Regions from separate parts of the Homo sapiens genome. Here region 2 is linked to region 1. A link is an interaction called in ENCODE POLR2A ChIA-PET data of the cell type or tissue named here. Cell type or tissue: B cell. All regions are shown on one strand. Each heading gives the region's core, and the rest is flanking DNA. Links, peaks and the distances in the headings are about the cores only.

Region 1 (10,940 bases), core at 4,436-8,435:
GCCCAGAGAGGTTAAGTGACATGCCTGGGGTCACACAGGGGCATAACAACCTGTTCCCTCCATGCCCACCTCTGTGCCTGAGATGCTGTCGCTTTTTTGATTCAGAGACCTTTGCTCTAGGTTGTTCTTGGTTCACTCTTTGCAGAATCCTGGAATCAGGGGAGCTCTGGGACCTTGTAGTCCAAGCCCCTCTGGAGTCCCACCTGATCCAAGCTTCTTCTGCCTTCTCCCGCTTTCTCCCGAGTAGATGGCTTTGCCTGGCCCAGCCTTGTCCCTGTTTTCCACAGCTCTGCTTGTCCAGTGACTGTCCTTTTCCTCAAGCCTAAAAGGGTCTCTCTGTCAATTCCACCCAGTAGCACTGAGGCTTGGAAGAGGCTCCAGAGAGGGCTATGGTCAGAGCAGGTGGGACCAGGGTTTAGCTCATCCTGGATGCACGCAGCCCAGCAAGGGAATATCCAGACCTTGGGGACTACGTGTCCAAGAAGTTCCTACTGCAGCATAGCAAAGCCAACCTTCCCAAGTGGCCCCAGTGGCCCAGAATCACAGCCAACCAACGCCTCCCCTGACAACGGTGTCAACTGTGCTGACTTCACACCCAAACTCTAGCTCTAGAGTTTCCAAGGCAGGACAGAGTGTGCTAGCCTCCGGCTGGAGTCCATGTCGCAGGTATCCGATTGTGTCTCTATTAAATCCAGCCTGGAGCACTCATCCTGTGTCCCAGCCCTAGAGGGGAGGACGGCAGCAAATTCCGAGAGGATTTTCCTCACCATAGTTTACAGGAGAATAGACATTCAAGGCTGCTCAAGGAGAGGTGGCTGCTGTTGTTGTTGTTTTTTGTTGTTTTGTTTTGTTTTGAGACAAGAGCCTTATTCTGTTTGTCCAGGCTGGAGTGCAATGGCGTGATCTCAGCTCACTGCAACCTCTGCCTCCCGGGTTCAAGCAATTCTCCTGCCTCAGCCTCCTGAGTAGCTGGGATCACAGGCACCCGCCACCAACCCTGGCTAATTTTTGTATTTTAGTAGAGATGGGGTTTCACCATGTTGGCCAGGCTGGTCTCGAACTCCTGACCTCAAGTGATCCACCTGCCTCAGCCTCCCAAAGTGTTGGGATTACAGGTGTGAACCACCACACCTGGCTGCCTGCTGTTGTTTGACAAAGTTGGGTATTCTTAGGGATCCAACTCTAGTTTTTAGGAAACCAACACAAATATTTATTTTTCACAACAACCAACAATTATTTCTTTTATAAATTCACATTCACAACCATTTTCCCACTCTAAAATTGGCACAAATTTGAAAAGCATAATATATAAAGCTGGTGAGGATATCGTGAGATAAACACTCTCATTCACTGATGCTGTGAGTTTAAATGAGAACAAGCTTTTTTAAAAGCAATGGCAAGCTCTCCCTCTCCCTCTCCCTCTCCCTCTCCCTCTCCCTCTCCCCACGGTCTCCCTCTCCCTCTCTTTCCACGGTCTCCCTCTGATGCCGAGCCGAAGCTGGACTGTACTGCTGCCATCTCGGCTCACTGCAACCTCCCTGCCTTATTCTCCTGCCTCAGCCTGCCAAGTGCCTGCGATTGCGGGCGAGCGCCGCCACGCCTGACTGGTTTTCGTATTTTTTTGGTGGAGACGGGGTTTCGCTGTGTTGGCGGGGCTGGTCTGCAGCTCCTAACTGCGAGTGATCTGCCAGCCTCGGCCTCCCGGGGTGCCGGGATGGCAGATGGAGTCGCGTTCACTCAGTGCTCAATGCTGCCCAGGCTGGAGTGCAGTGGCGTGATCTCGGCTCGCTACAACCTCCACCTCCCAGCCGCCTGCCTTGGCCCCCCAAAGTGCGGAGAGTGCAGCCTCTGCCCGGCCGCCACCCCGTCTGGGAAGTGAGGAGCGTCTCTGCCTGGCCGCCCATCGTCTGGGATGTGAGGAGCCCCTCTGCCTGGCTGCCCAGTCTGGAAAGTGAGGAGCGTCTCTGCCCGGCCGCCATCCCATCTGGGAAGTGAGGAGTGTCTCTGCCCGGCCGCCCATCATCTGGGATGTGGGGAGCGCCTCTGCCCCGCCGCCCCGTCTGGGATGTGAGGAGCGCCTCTGCCCCGCCGCCCCGTCTGGGATGTGAGGAGCGTCTCTGCCCGGCCGCCCCGTCTGAGAAGTGAGGAGACCCTCTGCCTGGCAACCGCCCCGTCTGAGAAGTGGGGAGCGTCTCCGCCCGGCAGCCGCCCCGTCCGGGAGGGAGGTGGGGTGGTCAGCCCCCCGCCCGGCCAGCCGCCCCGTCCGGGAGGTGAGGGGCGCCTCTGCCCGGCCGCCCCTACTGGGAAGTGAGGAGCCCCTCTGCCCAGCCAGCCGCCCCGTCCGGGAGGGAGGTGGGGGGGTCAGCCGCCCCATCTGGGAGGGAGGTGGGGGGGTCAGCCGCCCCGTCCGGGAGGGAGGTGGGGGGGTCAGCCCCCCACCCGGCCAGCCACCCCGTCCGGGAGGTGAGGGGCGCCTCTGCCCGGCCGCCCCTACTGGGAAGTGAGGAGCCCCTCTGCCCGGCCGCCCCTACTGGGAAGTGAGGAGCCCCTCTGCCCGGCCAGCCGCCCAGTCTGGGAGGGAGGTGGGGGGGTCAGCCCCCCGCCCGGCCAGCCGCCCCGTCCGGGAGGTGAGGGGCGCCTCTGCCCGGCTGCCCCTACTGGGAAGTGAGGAGCCCCTCTGCCCGGCCACCACCCCGTCTGGGAGGTGTACTCAACCGCTCATTGAGAACGGGCCATGATGACAATGGCGGTTTTGTGGAATAGAAAGGGGGGAAAGGTGGGGAAAAGATTGAGAAATCGGATGGTTGCCGTGTCTGTGTAGAAAGAGGTAGACATGGGAGACTTTTCATTTTGTTCTGTACTAAGAAAAATTCTTCTGCCTTGGGATCCTGTTGATCTGTGACCTTACCCCCAACCCTGTGCTCTCTGAAACATGTGCTGTGTCCACTCAGGGTTGAATGGATTAAGGGTGGTGCAAGATGTGCTTTGTTAAACAGATGCTTGAAGGCAGCATGCTTGTTAAGAGTCATCACCACTCCCTAATCTCAAGTACCCAGGGACACAAACACTGCGGAAGGCCGCAGGGTCCTCTGCCTAGGAAAACCAGAGACCTTTGTTCACTTGTTTATCTGCTGACCTTCCCTCCACTATTGTCCTATGACCCTGCCAAATCCCCCTCTGCGAGAAACACCCAAGAATGATCAATTAAAAAAAAAAAAAAGCAATGGCAAAATGCATTCAGAGTTTAAAGCACCTATTCCATTTGGCTCAATTCTATACATGCACAGAAACAAAGCAAAAAAAAAAAAAGGAAACTACAACCCCCACCCCCACACAAATCGAAGAACAAACAGAAGCCATTCCAGGCCTCAAGTGAAGCAAGGCATGCGTCTCAGCTCTGAGAAATCCCCACCCTTAAGACCTGGGAAGGTCACAGCCTTCAGGCTGGCTCAAGGGGTTCTCCCCAGCAGGAACCCAGGCTGCTCCTCCCGGGACTGTGCCTGACAGGTAGGGAGTGCTCATAAGTCACAGCGGATATTATCACTACAGGGGTCCCTAACATCTCAGTGAACCCCCAATGTCGGGGAAATCGAGAAACTGGGAATGCGGCCCCAAAGCCTGTAGGAGACCACGTGTGGGCCCAGAGCCTCCCTGCTGCCTCAGAAGGCCAGAGAGCCCACAGGGCAAGCAGGGCCCACGGCAGAGCCCGTCCAGTGGACCCCAAGTCACCCTGTCACTCAGCAACCATATCCCGGCCCCAGGTGGCAGAGGAGGGTGGCCCTCAGGCGGGACAGTCTCCCCAGGCCACCGAGGCTCCTCGGCGCTTAGGCCCCTCGCATGATCCCAGAGTCACCTCACCCCCAAGCACTCCATGACCCCAAGTCCTCTGTCCTCAGCCTTCTCTGCTGGGCTCATTTCAGGTAGGTTTTTTTTTTTTCTTCCCTTCTCATTTTCTTGCTCCCTCTGAGAGGCTAATGTTCTAACAAAGATGTGCTGCTGGAACGAGGCATTAATTTCAATAGTCACTTAAAAGCAATTGCCTGGGAAATATCTCATTTTCCCATTAAATGCCGCAAAGGAGAAGCCTCGGGTGACTCCTCTGTCCCGCTCCCTGCCCCCCTCCTCCTCTGTTCTCCACCCCCTCCCCTCTTCCAAAAATTCATTACAACCTAGACACTATTTCCACTCCCCGTTCTAAAACGCTGCCCTGGGAAGATAGATGAGCCCACTTGGCCTCTGGCCAGCACATGCCCCACAGGTAACTTACTCTGTGCAAATCAATCTGGGACAGATGGGGTGTCTTTTTGGGAGCACAGGCAGGTGGCTCAGCTTGCTTCTCTGGGCTGGGGACAGGGGCAGGCAGGACAGGCAGGTGGGCCCTCGAGGTCTCCTTTTGACGATGGATGTAGCCTGTGGAAGGGATGTGTTTCCAGATCTCCCTGGCCTTGCGAGACATCCCCACAGAGGCCCCTCTCAGGGGAAGCTGCGATCAGGGGTCAGAGCTTGGCACACATGTCATTGTTGACTTGAAAAAGTTGATTAAGCAAGAGAAGGGGTCTCAGTCCTCCCCCAGGCTCCCCTGTGTCTCTCTGGGGTGCCCAGGCCCTGACCACCCCCAACCAAGGCAGGCTCTTCTCTTGCACTCTGTTACCTTGACGAGCTGTCATCTGACCTCCCTCCAAAAAAAATTCATGATAACCTTCTCCCAGAGCTGTTAATAATTATTATTATTATATTTTAATAATTAATATAAGATAATTAATATATAATTATTATATATTAACATAATAATATAATTAAATATTAATATATACTGATATAATAATTATTATTAAAAATCAGAGCAGTGTGAAAGCCCTTTGATGTGAGACAGACATACACCCCTAGCTCTGTTTCATGAGTACTTGTCAGTCTCTGTATATGTGGGTACCATTATCGCCACCACAGTCCCCAGTTTACAGAGGAGGAGCTGACGCCCAGAGAGGCTCCATAACATCCCCTAAAGCCACACAATCTTGGCCCAAGATTTGCTTGGCCCAGGGGCCTGGACGCTTGATCTCACATGGTCTGTCCATGTAGCTTGCAACACTCAGGAAGTCCCTCTCCAGTGAGGGAGCTCTGAACCCTGGCAGTGAGGCCTCTCCAGTGAGGGGGCTCCTGAGCTCTGGCAGTGATGAGCTCTCTGTGACCAGGGGACCCACCTGCAACCTCCCCCCATTCCACAGCTGCCAGCACCTGTGCCCACTTCAAAGCTTAACCCCGGATGATAAGACAGACCAGGAGCCACCAGCTTTATGTACGTTACTTATGAGTCTCAGAACAAACTCACAAAAAAATCTTATTCCCACTTCACAAACAAGAAGTTGAGGATGAGAGAGGTTAACTCAAAGGACAAAGTCACACAGATTTTAAGGCCCCTGCTCTTGACACCAGACTCAGCAGCTTTGATGTTTTTGTTCTCTTCCTCCCTGTTTTTATCTAGGGCTTCTGAGGTGTCCTCCTTCTCCATCTCCTCCCTTCTCCTCCTCCCCCCCCTCCCCCCTCCTCTTCCTCCTCCTCCTTTTTCTTCTTCCTCTTCTTCTTCCTCTTCCTCTTCTTCCTCTCCTTCTCCTTCTCCTCCTCCTCCTCCTCCTTCTCCTTCTCCTGCTCCTCCTCCTTCTCCTTTCTCTTCCTTTTTTTAAATTTAAGAGATGGGGTCCTGCTCTGTCACTCAAGCTGGAGTGCAATGGCATGATCACAGCTCACTGCAGCCTCAACCTCCCAGTCTCAAGCAATCCTCCCACCTCAGCCTCCAGAGTAGCTGCAAATACAGGCACACCTCACCACACCTAGCTAATTTTTAAATTTTTTTGTAGAGACAGGGTCTTTCTGTGTTGTCCAAGCTGGTCTTGAACTCCTGGGTTCAAGTGATCTGCTCCCCGTCAGCCTCCCAAAATGTTGGGATTACAGGAGTGAGCCACCATGTCCGGCAAAGTCACCCTTCTTGAACTTTGATTCACCAAGCTCTTCAGTCCAACTTTACACAAGTGTGAACTCAGAGAGGCGTGTGCTTGTGATTCCTTTATTCACACACAGCCAAGTTGGCACAAGGAGGTGAAACAGAGAAAGGCCTCAGTGTCTTTAGCCAAGCCCCCAGAAGGCCACCTAAGCAGGCTGGATGCTGCCCAGGGCTGGGCCACAGCGTGTCCTTTGCAAGTCAGCCAGCCCAGCCCCCGAACCCCATACACACACAAAGACATCTTGCACCCCAGGAGCAGCCCCACAGTGCAAAGGAGTCCATGCAGCTGCTAATGGCTGCTCGGGTTTGTCTGATCTGTCTGGGGTCAGGCACAGCCTCCAGGGGCCTCTGGCCCAGGTTGCATCTTTCCTGCAGAGCAGAAAAACGAAGCACAGTTAAGAAAACCCCAAGAAGGCAGTCAGTTTCCTCCCTTGAGTTTCCGGGGTGGACTTCCGGCAGAGTTTTTGGAGAACTGACTGTTGCAGTTAAACAATGTGTCTGGCAAGAAGCGAGACTTCCTCCCTTCCTGCTGCCTGGCTCATGGGGCTGCAGCCTCACTTCTGGAGGTGGCAAGAAAGAACTGTGGAGTCTGTGATCTAAGGGATCCCTGGCAGCCCACGGCAGCCAGAGAACCACACCCACTGGAGAACTCTAGGTTCTCTACGGCCTCTTGTTACTGCCAGTGCTTGTGTGGTTTGAGGTGGGTAATGCAGCAGCCTCCTGCAGCCAGCCCAGGACTGGGCAGCATGGGGCCAGGTAGTTAGTGTAGGAGAGCGAGCCTAGGCTTGTAAAGCAAGACTTGGCTCTGTCACTGGGCAACTTTTTTATTTTTTTATTTTTTTTTGAGACAGAGTCTTGCTCTATTGCCCAGGCTGAAGTGCAGTGGCATGCTCAACCCCTTCCTCCCTGGTTCAAGCAATTCTCCTGCCTCAGCCTCCTGAGTAGCTGGGACTATAGGCACGTGCCACCACGCCTGGCTAATTTTTATATTTTTGGTAGAGAGGGGGTTTTGTCATGTTGGCCAGGCTGTTCTCAAACTCCTCCCCTCAAGTAATCTGCCTGCCTTGGCCTCCCAAAGTGCTGGGATTACAGGCATGAGGCACCGCGCCCAGCCTGGGCAACTTTGAAGAAGTTACTTAGCTTCTCTGAGCCTCAGTTTCCTCATCTGTATAACGGAAGCAATAGTGTCCATTTTGCAGGGCTAGTATGACGAGTAAATGAGAATCCTCATGAGGGCCTGGAAATGACAGTGTCATTTCCAGGTGGTTCTACTATTATCAGTGACTGATATTTGTTGAGCACTGACCATAGACTAAGTTTTGTGCTGAGCATTTTATATTTATTGTCCCATTTAGTCCTCCTAAAAATCTAATGAGATATGACTATCCCCAGCTTACAAATAAGAAAACTGAGACTCAAAAAGGCCAGCAAGTGACCCCAGATAACTGCACAAGGATGTGCAGAGAGTGAGCAACAGGACCCGAAGCTGTGGGCTCACACCATGTTCTTCCTGCCTCTTAAGCCCATGGTACAGTTGGTGGGTGCTACCTGAATTGAATGGATGTGCCTGTTGTTTTGAAGTTGGGGTCTATGGCCATACCACCCTGAACGTGCCTGATCTCATCTGAAGTTGAGGATAGGCATCATCTTTCATTTGAAAATGAAGAAACTGAGGCATTGGGACGTTAACTCATGCACAGGCAGCAAGTGGCAGAGAGTGAAAGGAACCAGCATTGATGAGTGCCTATTGTATGCCAAACACTGTGCTTACTTCAAGATCCTATGATCTGCTGGGTGATTTTAGAGATGGAGTTTCATTGACTTCCCACACTGCCCTGAAGAGGTCTTATTAGTATTAGCCCCATTTTACAGAGAAGGGAACTGAAGCTCTATGCATGTAATTAGACTCTGAAGGCTGTTGATGGATGGGGAAGAAGAGGGTCCCTCTCTGCTTTTAAGGAATGCATGGACAGTTATGATTCTGGCCTGAGAAGGAAACTGAAGGGGCTCTGTGCCCGTCCCACATACCCTGCCCCACCCCCAGGGCCTCATGGGTCCCACCAGGGGAGGCTCCTGGCTTCCCAACAGAGGAAGGCATCACTTCAGAAAGGGCTGTCCCCTCAGGCCTTCTGTAGGTGGCCGGTGGGGGTCTAAGTGTATGTGCCCTTCAATCCCCCTTCTCCATTCCCCTCGTCCTCCCTGTGCTCCTGTAATGCCCGCTGGACCACTGGAGAGCCCCCATAGAGAGCAAACAACAGCAGAGCACACAGCCGGCCTCCCGAGGGTACAGGGCTTGCCTGAACTCTCAGGTCTAGTAAAAGCGAGCTTCCTACAGAAATGCACAGGGGACTGAGATCAGAGTTGAGCGGGCCTGGAAGGATCCCGGGGAACAAACAATGCTGCAGGGAAGATGGAGGCCACCCTCGGCAAGCCATCCTTTCTGGTCCCCGAGGAGCCCTGGGGTGGTCCCTGGTCACTATCTTGAACATGATACTCTAGTCTTTTTGCTCACTTCCAATATCAGTAAAATAAACTTGAGCATGTATTCCACAATGTGAAGGTTTATTGATTTATAAATTCTATAAATGTGCTGCTGAGCTCATAAATGCATCACAACACAGACATAGAAGTTGGTATTTTACTAGGATAAGAGGAAATCATAACTAGAATTTCTGATATCTTCTTCCTACACCCCCAGCATTTTGTGGTGTGCCCCCTTTGGGCCTTGGGAAAGTGATGCAGGGCCTGCAGAGCCTGGTATTGTGCTGGGGCCTGGCTGCAATGGGACACTGCCCTTCCCTGCAAGAGGCCAGCGAGCAAGGCGTTTGGCACAGGCTTTGGGGTCAGACAGAAGTGAGTTCTGATCTCAGCTCTGCCTCTGAGGAGCAGTGTGGCCTGGGCAATGACTTGCCTCCTGGAGCCTCCGTTTCCTCATCACGAAGTGGGGGAGATAATCTTCCTGTGCAGAGGTGATGAGATGATGAGCCCAAAGACACAGCGCGGTGCGTGCCACGGAGGAAGTGGTGTTCGCTCGATAGTCCTGAATCCTCCTGCTTACCAACGAGCTCCCGGTTCCCACCCATGCCAGAGAGGTCAGTAGGTGGCCTGGATGCCTGAAGGTCCGTCCTAAGGTTGAAGTCTAAATAGGGAGAACGGATGACTTGGGAGAAACGTCTCCACAGCTCCTCCTTGGCTCTGGGCACAGCCTTTCTCTTGAGTGGTAAGTCGTACTCCTATGGCTCCAGGTAGAATTCCACAAAAAGAAACATATACGTACACAATTTTTATTTCATCCCTCTTCTGGCATCCTCCCAGTTCTACTCACACATGCTTGTGAGTCCCTTTGGTGACTTAGAAAGCACAGTAGAGCCAGCATAATCATTCTGCAGCGGTAGAATCTATTTTTAACCTGGAATAGCCCCACGGACAGGAGACCTGTACTGTCCCCCATTAAGGGGACTCCCCATCCTATGCCATTTATCAGGACTCACACAGCCCTCATGAGGCCACCAAAAAGACAGGACACCTCCCAAGCCACAGCTGCAGCCCTGAGAGGGAAACGTACAAGCTCCCCACCTGGAGGCAGCCTCTTCCTGAGTGAGCGGCGGGGTGCTCCGCCATCAACTTGTCAGTCATTCATCCGGGGAAGGATGGAGGAAGCCGCTGTTGACCGCTTCGCCCACACCCCAGGGTGGCTCTGAGGCGCTCCTGTGGCCTGGGACAGAATGTTTCTGTGAACAGCAGCCCATGGCCAGGCAAACACAGAACATCTCCCCTGGAAGACCCGCATTCAAAGGGCCACCAGATTAAACTCCCACTTCACACTGAGGGGGAGCTGATAAGCAATGTGGGGGGGGGGGGCGGTGCAGAGAGATTGGGCCTACAGGTGGAGTGCTTCTCTGGGAGGGGCAGCCTGCTCCTCTGGGAACCAAGCCACTGTTCTCTCCAGCACCCTTACCCCAGAGGACTCTGTGTCTGAGCTTTCTGAGCAATTATCAGCTTCCACTGCAGCTGCAGCAGGCACGTTGTTGGAGAGCCCAGCTGGGTTCAAGGACTCTTCCCTGGTGCAAGCCTGGATTCCAAAGACCATGCGTGTGGGGGCTGGGATAGATGCCCTCTAATTAGCCATGCACCCTAGTTATTCCCTTCCACACCTCTTTCCTGCCCTCCCCTCCTTTTCCCCTCAGAAGTGAAGGTGCTCATAGCAGTCATCAATGTGCTTACAGAGCATTTAGCTCAAAGTTGCATAATCTTTAACCTTCCCCAGGCCCCAGCCTGTCGGTCTCCACACCAGCCACTGTGAGGACAGGATGAATTCATTTGCAGAAGACAAGCACAAAACCTCCGATAGAAAATAAATGCAATGTACCATAGTAAATGGGAGCAGCTTAAAAAAAAAAAAGCACAAAATCCATTGGGGACCCTGTTGCCATAGGAACTGGCATTACAGCTTGCTTCCGATAATTAATGGAGGGTTTTGCTATTACAGTATTCTTGAAACTTCGGTTTCCCCTGTGCTGCACTGCAGAATGCAGCATCCTCTCCCCATTCATAAATATTTCATGACTACCGGCTGCTGTGTTTCATCACCGTGGATAGCACTCGGCCTAATCCACCCCTTGCCAAATTCATGTTGTCCTGTCAGAGAGCAACTTCCATTTCTTCCTCTTTCTTCTGCAGTCTTCATTTATCTGGTTTGAAGTTCTTTACCTTCCCAACCCCAGAATGGTGGCTTTCATTGTGGCTTTGTCTTCAGACGCTGGACATCTCTTTCCTGTGCCTGTCTTATTTTCCTAACGGTCCCGTGGGCCTCCCCCAGGGGCATTGGTTGTGCTCCGGCCGTACTGCCTTCTGCACATCTGCTTTAATGGAGTCCTGGGAGGATACTGGGCTTTTGAATTCTGGTGTCTCAACATGCTGGCTGAGCCTCTGTTCCCTCATG
Region 2 (10,940 bases), core at 2,799-6,798, 110 kb after region 1:
CACACACTCAAGACCAACTCCAAACACCAGCTGCCCAGGGCCTGGCTCTTTCCTGCAGCAGGAAGATTGATTCCACCTGGGACTAAATGCCTGCTTTGCTTAAGTGCCCTTTTCAGTTAAGTTGTGAAAAACGGAAATAAGAGTCATCTGCAGTATGAGTGAGCACTGCAGATGCCGAAAGCCATCGGAATCTCCTGCCAGCTTCCCAGGTAGCGGGCGTCCTAGCAGGCTTCAGAACAGGCCACTGTCAAGAGCACACCAGCCAGTGCTGGGGACAAGGAATATCTCTCCCCGTCTACCACCTTCAAAAGTCAGTGAAGGGACAGTGGTGAGCTCAGGCAGGGTTTCGGGGCAGGCAGTCCCTGCAACGTAGGGTTGCCGAGGGAGGCCAGCGCAGTGGCTGAGAGAGGAAAGTTTCACCCAAATCCACAGCTCACATCGGGAGAGTACCTGGTTATTTTCTGAAGAAACCCGACCGCGGGAGGCTCAAGGCTGGACTTGCCACTTCTAGTACTCTAAACCCAGCCTCCATTTCTTTCCTCCAGCTAGACTTCCCTGAAGAAGAGGGAGCTGTGTATACTGAGCCTTTCTTTATGATTTAAACCAATTTGCTGCTAGTTATAGCTATCCACGGCGCACAATGTGTTTTTCCTGTCACTTACTGCAGGCAGAGAATCATGTGAGTGTGTTCTCAGCTTTGCCAACAGCAAAAATCATTTTGAAGAAGGCATCCTTTTTCCATGAGTAGAATTATTCCCTATACCTCCTCACCCCCTCCCTGTCATGAATAAACAGTCATTTTAGCGTCAGCAAACCTCACTCCAAAAACAGGCAAAGCAAAACAAAAAACAAAAACAATAAAGCTTTAATGCTCCAAAATCCATAATCCCCCTCCAAATGTCACTGAGTGAAAGCACTCAAGACCCTTCTAAGCACATTAGCAAGCCAAACCAGCCCATTCCCAGCTATTAGGCTATTTTGAAACAAACCCAAATTATTGGGTGGAATTGCAGGCCCGGCCTAATTCCTCCATTTAAGTTTCTCAGGAAACTATCCCTGTGATCGGAAACCCTGGCTACCCTTTGAGATGAACAAAGGAGGCAGACACTGTTGATGAAACATTAATGACCAATTTGCAAATGTTCTCGGACCCTGTTAGTTCATCGAGGGGCCATCAAGGCGGCATCCACTCATCTCTCACTTTATTCTTTCAATTATTTAGCATCCATTAAGTGCCCACGGTGGTAAGCGAAGCTCCCAGGGACCTTTCACCCCAACACTTCCCCTCTAACAGCGTCATTCACCTGGTGGCCCTCCCAGCTGCACGGGCAACTCAACCTTTGCCTTGAGGCAGGAAGCTCATTTAGAAATCAGTCTGTTGGTATCCCTCGCATTACATATCCAAGTGCTGGGGACACATGGCAACGAGCAGAATGTATAGAAGCTCGAGGAAGTGTTTTGAGCTGTCAGAGTGCATTGGAAGAAAATGCACCTGAAAATATGATCCCTGTGGCACTCCAATCTGTGAACTCCTCAGACCCACTTTATCTGGACTTAACTCATTAATTGGGGCGTGTATTAAAGATGTATAGGTGCCACAATGGCCCAAGCATGGCCTCAGTAGGAAGACAGGGATACAGTAACAGCTGCAGGGAGGGCTGAACAAGGCTGCAGACTCACAGAGCCAAGTCCTGACCACATGGAGACCGCGGAATGCACTTTCTTCAGTTACCCGAAACCCGCTAGCGTGGCATTTTATTTAAACAGAAAGTCTCTGACCTGGCCTTTCCTACGTTCTGGCCAGTCAGCACCCTGCCTCTGAAAAGTGTAACAAGTATAAGTGACACCACTGCCTCAGAGAAAGTAGCAGGCGCTGTGAGACAGGCACAAACGCAGTGTTCCAGGAGACCAAGGGAGGAGGGAAAGTTCTGTGCAGAGGAACGGGGTCCAACCTCATAGAGGAGGCTGCATTTGAACCATCTGAACCACTGAATAAAACTAGTGATGAGAGGAACAGCCCCTCCCATGCCCACCCCTACAGCAGCAGCCGCCGTTACTGTTGACTGAGCAGCTTCCTGGGTGCCATGCACTGCAGTCACGCTTTTCCTACCAGTAACAGCCCGGTGAGGAAGGTAGGTACTGCAGAGGCATTGCTCCTTTACAGACGGTGGAAGTGAAGCTCAATGAGGCCAAGTATCTGACCCAAGGCCATACCATTTGCAGTTGACAGCGGTCACGAAGGTATTTGAACTGTGCTTGTTTTAACCAAGACCATCAATGGGATAGCCTAAGGATGCTACTTTCAGCCCCTGTCCAGTTACCCGGGAAGCTCACCCTGGAAGGGCCATGATCCTGAGGAAGCACTGTCTGTGAGGAAGGGAAGGGCCCACTGTCTCTGGTGCAGGAGCCATTGGCTGGGAATTTCCATTCCTAGAGATGGCGGTGCCCCTGGGGCTTAAAGAGGGCAGAGGGGTTCGCAGATCAAGAGCAGTTCTTTAAGAACTGACATGCCCCACCCTCTGGAGCCCTCCATCTCTGCTAAAACAATGGCTGCTCTGCAGTTGTGGTCTCCGAGGCATAGAGGGATCCTGGGCACATGCTCCCTCCTTTACTTTTTCTACTTTAAAAATATCGTTAAGACAATTGCAGAAATATTAAAGGAAAACAATTCATGTGCTCCTGCGCTGCCCATCTTAACACGAGTGCCACTGTTTATCTGTGTTTCTTTACGGCCCTGGCTCATGTGCAACCATGTTTTTACATCGTGAGGACCATCATGCATGTGTGGTTTCAGGCTTTATTTCATTTATCATCATTGCCTAAATATTTGCCCATGCTGCAGCAGAGTCTTCATTCTTAGCATCATACTGGCGGGCTCCAGCCATCATCTAGGAGCCCCCTGGCACTGGGCCTGCTGGTGAGGGAGTGAGGCGCTGCAAATTCCTTCCCCAAGTCTACGCGTGGGCAGCATGGCCTCAAACATGCACACGTGTATTGTAACCCCTGATGAGGGCCTTCTGGAGGTGATTAATCCCAAGTGAGGATTAAAAAAAAAAAGATTCTAAAAAGAAAAAAAGAGCCAGGTTTCTACTTATGTGAGTGAACACAGTGCAGGTGCCGTTTTGAGGAAGGTGGCAGCATACCTAGTCTTTTAAAGTCAGGCCTCTACTGTGCCCTACTGTGAATGACACCCACTGACCCAAATTCATCCACCTCCTTCCAATGCCTATTCCAACAATGATGATGACAATGGTGGTGATTATAATACCAGCTTACCCTTATTTATTTATTTAGAGGCAGAGTCTTGCTCTGTTGCCCAGGCTGGAGTGCAGTGGCCCCATCTCGACTCACTGCAACCTCTGCCTCTCTGGTTCAAGCGATTCTCCTGCCTCAGCCTCCCGAGTAGCTGGGATTACAGGTGTGCGCGCCACGCCCAGCTAATTTTTGTATTTTTAGTAGACACGGGGTTTCGCCATGTTGGCCAGGCTGGTCTCGAACTCCTGAGCTCAACTGATCCACCAGCTTTGGCCTCTCAAAGTGCTGGGATTACAGGTGTGAGCCACCATGCCTGGCCCCAGCTAACCTTTTTAAAGCACTTTTCCACAGCTAGGCAAAGCTCCAAAAATGTCACATGCATCAACTCATTTGCTCTTTTAAGTACATACCACTATTATTTCTGTTTTACAGATGTAGAAACTGAGGCACAGGGAGGCCAGGTAACTCTTCCCACTGCCAGTGGCCAGGACTGGAGCCCGGGCAGCCAGGCTGCAGAGGCCATGCTTGGAACCATTTTAAAATAACTGCCTCAAAACTCAGACCTAACTTCCCTCCCTGCTCAAAGGTCTTCTCACCTGATGATCATCAAACGCAGTTCCAACTTCTTACTCTGGCACTTAATGCCTTGCCCAACCTGCCTCCAAAGCTCCTTTCCAATTTTCTCCCCACGGACACCTTTCACCTTCCTCCATACACCCCAGCGCCCATGTTCAAAGTCATCACGCCATCCCCAAAACAGGCTACGAATTTGGCCATCACTAACCCTCTCTTTCAACTAAAGAAAGCTGCTCAGCACTGGGGTGTCTGCTCCGCATCATCCAGAGATTTCATGGAAATCCCACGGCTTTTAAGTCAGGCCATTGCAAAATACCTTCCCTTAGACAGAAGACATAGCTGACTGTTTTCCACGTGTGGTAACACGGTAATAGCGAGAAACTTCATTTCATCTTTAGAATTTTGTGTGATTATTTGTTTAATGGCATCTGCCCCACTACGTTTTAGTCTCCTGGAAGGAAAGGTCTATGTCTGTGTCTTGTCTGCTGCCTGGCATGGTGCAGGACACAGAGTAGACCTAACATATATTCCAAAAAGGGGCAGATGTATTTCATGTTACTGTGGAGACCTGAATTAGGATTCATCTGTGGAAATTATGGGGCAGATTATGGCTCAATGTAAAGAAGAATTCCCTGATTACAAAGAGTGGTCCTGAAGTACGGTGGGCTGCTATGCACAGAGGCTGAGGGGAGGTGAGTGCAGCCAGTGTCGGGGAGGACACAGAAGCCTCAAGATCCTTCCGTGAGGGACAGTCTTAGCCTCGGCTGGCCCCCGTAGAGCACCAGGCTCAGGCTGCAGGATGCGCTGTCTCCTGCCAGGCACAGTCATGAGAGGAGTTCTCCTCCTCCCTTCTCAACTAGTGGTGGTTTCTTTTTGCGTCCTGGGGGCTCTGTTCCTTGGCTGTGGGCCACCCTGGGGACTCAGAGCTGGCTCTGGCCACCTCATGGGCACAGGCAATCCTGAGACTCAGGCCACAGTGGCACTACTATGGTCATGGATATTTCGTGATGACCACAAAGGGAAGGGATGGCTCCAGCAACGGAGTCCCCTGTCATTTCCTGTGTGCAAACATTCTGCTTACTCCTTGTCCCTGCTAGCTCCTCTTCATCCTGGAACCCAGAATCACCCAGCTCCTCTTGAATCCAGCAGGGAGGGCACCGGTGGTTGCCCTCTCAGGTCTCTGATGGCTGACAGCCCTGTGCCAACCCTTCCTTAGGAAAGGCGTCTAAGCTGTGGAAGCTGCCTAATGGCGCAGATTCTAAGCCCCATCAGAGAAGTGAAACCATGCAGTGTGGGGAAAAGGGAACTGAAATTGAAAACCCTTGCCTGGAGCGGCCTCCCGTGTAACCCACTGGGGCGGCCCTTCCTTTCCCGCCGAGCCCACTCTTTCTCTGACAGCCCCTGTGCGGTGGACAGCCCAGCGTGGCCACCGCTCTGCAGGGTGTTTCCTCTGTCTTGGGGGAGTGTGCCTGTTACTAGCTGGGCCCCTCACAACAGAGACCGCCTGCTGTGGCCGCTTCTAAAATTCATTTCAAGGCACAGTTTGGCCCAAAGCCCTGAAGCCTCTTTTCAGGAAGAAAGCAAGGAGCCTCCCAATTTCATTTTGTTTTCTTACTGCTTGTTCAAAGAACAATCATATAAGATAAAAATACCATCCCCAGGCAAAGAGAATTTAATTCAAACATTCTTGAGAACAGATTCAACAACCTTTTCCTCACACGCAAAACAAAAACAAACCTGCTTCATTCTTGGTTTTTCCCAGTTACATAAAGAAAGGAAAAATGGATCGAGAGAGGCAGTGTATACAGGAGAGAGAATCTCCACCTGTGCAGTAAACGTGACTGAGAGGCTTGTGACAGCGGTTCACAGGCATTGTCCTGTTCGATGTTCTCAACAAGCCTATGAGCGGATCCTGCAATTATTCCACATCATAGATGAAGAAGATGAAGACACTGAGGCCTGGAAGGGTCTGCAGCGTGTCCAAGGGTGCACACAAAGCCGAGTTTTGAATCCAGCAGCCTTTTCCCATGACCCATGATACTACACTTGATATTTGCAATAACTAGGGTTGAACAAGCTAGAAATCAAACGGCATGTAAATAAATGAAATATATAGATATGAGCTTTGTTTCTTTTCTACCCTTATTCTCTTTTTATATCAAACCCAGGGGCACGTACTTGGGTCTGTCATGACCCACGGCTCCCGACACACTCGCGAGTGGCCCATTCGTGGCCTGTCACCTTCACTCACTCACCCTTACTTAATAAGATCACAAACACCCACAAAACCCCACTCACCCCCAGAACCGGAACTCGGATGAGGACTTTTGTCCATCTGTGGAGTCTTCCCCAACTCATCCTCCTGCCTGCCCTCTCTCAGGGAATCACTGTTCTGAATCCTTGTTTATTGCTCCCTTGACTTCCTTTGTAGATAGCTCTGAGGTTTTAGTAAGTTGTTTATTTTATAAAATGAATACCATGCTGTATGTAATCTTTTGGGATTTTCTTTTTTACTTATATTTACAACTTCATAACTAGGGTTTAGAGTTTCAAACCCAGTCGTGGCCCCCTAGAGAAGAATGGAGGTGGAAGTGGGGTGAGGGGAGACTTCCTGAGGCTACAAGGTGGACATGACCTTTCACCTTGCTTCACACCCCTCCAAGGACATCCTCGTTGCACTCAGAATAAAATCCAGCTCTCACCTTGGTTCCTCAGGCCCGATCAGTGTAGCCCTTGACAGCCTCACTGACCTTTTCTCTCCCTGCGCTTCCCCCTCCTCACCATGCTCAGCACAGGGGTTCTTCTGCTGCCCCTGGAACATTCCCTGTGAGCTCTTGCCATCAAGCCTGGGCTGGCTATCCCAGTCGACCTGCTCTTAAGTTTCATCTTAAACGTCACTGCCTCCGCAGCCTTTCAGGGCCATCCCACCTGAGATAACCCCTCTGTCACAGCGCACTGCTTTGTTTTGGTTACAGCACCCCTGATGTATTTTGTTTATTATCTATCTTCCCCCTTTACAAGAAAAACGTCTTGTCTATGTCAAACTGTATATCTAGTGAGGAGTTTTAAAAGACTGTTCTGCAGACCTGTGGGGGTCTCCAAAACCCTTTCAGGGATTTGTAAGGTCAAAGCATTTTCATACTATTAAGACTTTATTTGCCCTTTTCGCTGTATTGCCACTTACATCTTTGGTGCAAAAGCAACAGTAGATAAAACTGTGGGTGCCTTAGCTGGGATCAAGGTAGTGGCACCAGCTTATACTGGCAGTCACTGCATTTTTTACCATCTCACACTTACAAGGAAAAAAACAACAATTTGTTTCATCCATTAAAGCTGGAAAAAAAGAGAATATTTAAAACGTCCTTAAAAAGCACTACAAATTATTACCTTTATTAAGTTTCAACCCTTGATATGCCTTTTTTATATTCTGTGTGACTCAGTGGGAAACACACACAGAGAACCCGTGGTACACGCTGAAGCACAAGGTTGTCTCAAGGAAATGTGCATCTGAGATTCAACTGTGAGCTGAACCAGCAACTCTTTTTCATGGAACATTATTTTTACATGGAAGAAGTACTGACAGACCAATGATGGCAGAGATAATAAATGCAATGAGCCTGCCACTTCAAGAACTGACAGTGTTTTTGGCCAATGATAAAATTCAAGCAAATTTGGAAAATTGTCAACGTTGGAAAATGTGTCTCCATATTTCCCAATACTTAAGGCATTCCTGATAGGATTGGTGATGATACTAATGAATGTGATTTTTTGATCTTAGATAATGAAATGTGTCGACGCTTAAAAGAGTTACATAACTCACTGAACCAATATTTCTAATTGAATGATGCACGATTTCACACAATCATGAAAGAGTGAATGATCCATTCAAAATTGCAAGATAGACTAATCGATTTCAATGTAACAAGTGAAAAATTATATCAGTCATTGATATAATTTCAGATTTCACAATGCAACTAACTTTTAAAAAACTACTACTTTTCCGGTTTTGGTAGAGTGTCAAAGAATGAATAGCCACAATTTTCTCAAAAGTCTATTAACACACTTTTCCCTTTTCTAACAAAATATCTGGGGTAACCAAAACAACTTAAGAGCATCAGACTGAATACAGAAGCTGGTATAAGAAGCTAGTTGTCTTCTTAGACCAGACCCGAAAAAGATTTGCAAAAATATAAATCAATGTCATTCTTTTCACAAAAATTTTTATAGTTATTTTTCATAGAATTATATTAGGTTAATATGCAATGGTTTTATTATTGATATGTTTAAATAATAAAATCTTTTAAAATGTTTTACTTAAAACATTTAAACTTTATTTCTTTTTAAAGAGACAGGTTTCACTATGTCACCCAGGCTAGAGTATAGTGGTATGATCACAGCTCACTGCAGCCTCGACCTCCTGGCCTCAAACAATTTTTTCACCTCAGCCTCCTAAGTGGCTGGGACTACAGGCATGTGCTACCTAGCACAGCTAATTAAAAAAAATTTTTTTTTGTAGTGATGGGGGTCTTGCTATGTTACCCAGGCTGGTCTTGAACTCCTATCCTCAAGCAATCCTTCTGCCTCCACCTCCCAAAGTGCTGGGACTATAGAGCATGAGCCACTATGCCCAGGCAAAGCATTTAAACATTTATATACAGTTTTAATTTTTAATATGATCAATATCAGTAGATATAACCCCAAATAAACAAAAACTCTCTGGGGTCCTCAATAATTTTTAAGAATGTAAAGGGGATCTTGAGGCTATTTAAATTTAATAATCTTGAGACTTATGAATGTAAAGGCAATCTAGAAAACTAGTGGTCTGAGAATGCTGCTCTAGAGCCTAGGGCATGCTAGGTACACAATAAATGCTGAATGAATATTGTAAAGACACATTCTCTTTAGTATTTGTCTGCCTTCTGAAGCTTCTCTCTTTCAAAACATCTCCAATTAACATCTGGAAAACTGATCAATTAACATCTGGAAAACTGATCAATTAACATCTGGAAAACTGATGTGTTTGTTTTATTTTCTTGTGAGCCATAATGCTTTAACTAGGGCTCATACACGTTTGAGTAGCGCTACTTAGATGAAGACCCAATGGCAAGAGTCTGTAAGCCCCAGAACTCAGAAGTTACCCTCAGAATCACTATAAATGTCTCCAACTATTTTTTATCCCTTCCTTTTTCTTAAGTGCCTACATCAAGATAAAAATTTAAAACTAGTTCGCAATGTATTTAATGGAATTGCTTTTAACTATTGGTATTGCAGCAGTGTTGTTTTTTTTTTTATGTAGAGCATTGTGAATGCAGGGTGATCTAGCTACACCGCATACTAAACAGGAGACTAACTACCATTTAAACAGCAGTTTTTAATAGGAAAGCACAGGCCAACTTTTACAAGTGACTCTCAAGTGTCCTTCTGGAAGACAATAGACGTGGTGGTTATAACAATTTCTGTGGTATAATAGAGAGTCCACAACAGGTTTGTGTCACACTAAACGGAAGCCACATTGCAAGCTGTCTCAAGTTTAAGCAAACACTATGCTTTACAAGATTATTTTTGAATGGGCTGCAATACATAAAATCAACTACAAGCTTTCAGATGAGCTGAATGATGCTACAGAACCTGAACTTGAACTACCTTGTCTTGGTAAGATGTACCTTCTCTCTGTTAGTGTCACACCAATGACAAACTGGTGACAGCCACAGCTCCTGGCTGGCCGCATCCCTGGAACTTCTGGTAAAGTCCACATAAAGCTCATCTTTGTGTGAGGCCCCAGAGAGTTGAGGCCTCACGAGGGCATTGAGTTGTGCCCTCGCAACTGCCTTACCTGAGATTTCTGAAGAAAGGTCTCCCGCTTTCAAAATCCCACATTAGCATCTAAGTGCTATCTTTCAGCTACAGCAGGCAGCTCTTTTTTCTTTTCTTCTCTTTTCTTTATCTCTTTCTCTCTTTCTTTCCTTTCTTTTTCTTTCTTCTTCCTTTTTTTTTTTTTTTAATTTTTTTTGAGACAGGGTCTTGCCTCACTCTGTCACCCAGGCTGCAGTGTAGTGGTGTGATCACAGCTCACTGTAGCCTTGACCATTCAGCCCAAGAGATCCTCCCACCTCAGCCTCCCAAGTAGCTGGGACCATAGGTGTGTGCCTCCAGACCCAGCTAATTTTTAAATTTCCTGTAGAGAGGGGATCTCACCTTGTTGCCCGGGCTGGTCTTGAACTCCTGGGCTCAAGCTATCCTCTTGCCTCAGCCTCCCAAAGTGCTGGGATTATAGGCATGAGCTACTGCACCCAGTCAGGCAGCCTTTACTTCAGATGAGCATAACTAAATCCGTAGGAGAGGGAGTGAGGTGAGAGACAAATCTCAGATCCTGACTATGATACGAATTGTGATTTGTTCTGCATAAGGTGCAAGCACTCAGGCTCAAAGTGGGATTAGAAACATTCCCGCCATCTTCCACAGGAAGACTGGTAAGACACAGTGGCTCAGAAGAACCAAAGATTCAGTATTAGCAGGAAGATTCTAGATAACATTTCCCTGTTTTGCAACACACCTAACCTGAATTTAATACGCCAGGATCAAATAAAAGCATTTTATTTTCAGATCCAAAATATGAAGCCACACAGCCTCGGGCTGAGAGTCAGATTTCACAAGCAGAGCAGGAACAGGCCCCATCTTCCATTAGCTACTCAGTCAAGGAGAACTGAAGCTGCAAATTGGGAGGGAAAAGGGCCACATATTTTCTGGCTCAATTAGGTAAAAGAGGCTTTGGTTTAAAAAAAAAATGAGCTTGCATTCTGAATTGCCAGGCTTAAATTTGATATTTCAAATGTCTCTTGTGTGTATATGTAAGTTACAGCCTGTTTCACCCGGTTTACTGTTGAACAGTGGCATCGTCTGAAAATAGGGAAGTTGTTGAAAAGCTATCAGCAAAAATGCCGCCAACACTTGTATCACAGGAAATCTTCAAAAAGGGTATACAGTAACAAGTACCTGATTCATTTACTCAACAACTACTTAGCAAGATCCCACCATGGGCCCAGTTGGGGGTGGGTGGGCACTGAGAACTAGCAAGACAGACCTAGTGCCTGCCCTTGGGAAGTTTTCAG

What was found. ChIA-PET counts read pairs that join two places held together with the same protein. Peaks named below come from ENCODE experiments on the same cell type or tissue, not always from the same donor. Only the 100,000 strongest peaks of a DNase experiment are listed, where the experiment ranks them.
Region 2: POLR2A ChIA-PET joins it to region 1 with 11 read pairs; 1 of 35 experiments calls an interaction of 5 or more read pairs at or near these places.

The regions. Positions count from the first base shown.
Region 1 is chr6:5,827,167-5,838,106 of GRCh38, reverse strand. LOC124901250 (a long non-coding RNA gene) reads right to left here. Exons shown (of 2, transcript XR_007059424.1): 2 at 8,544-10,940. Among named protein-coding and RNA genes, the nearest start is that of NRN1, 170 kb to the left of the region's middle. In B cell, for the core only: no CTCF peak of the experiment used is centred there; a DNase peak (open chromatin) is centred at 6,446; H3K27ac peaks cover 1,142 bases.
Region 2 is chr6:5,718,288-5,729,227 of GRCh38, reverse strand. All of the region lies in intron 6 of FARS2 (phenylalanyl-tRNA synthetase 2, mitochondrial), which reads right to left. Among named protein-coding and RNA genes, the nearest start is that of FARS2-AS1, 270 kb to the right of the region's middle. RefSeq lists enhancers at 491-620, 4,922-5,241. In B cell, for the core only: no CTCF peak of the experiment used is centred there; DNase peaks (open chromatin) are centred at 5,117 and 5,667; H3K4me3 peaks cover 2,019 bases; H3K27ac peaks cover 1,897 bases.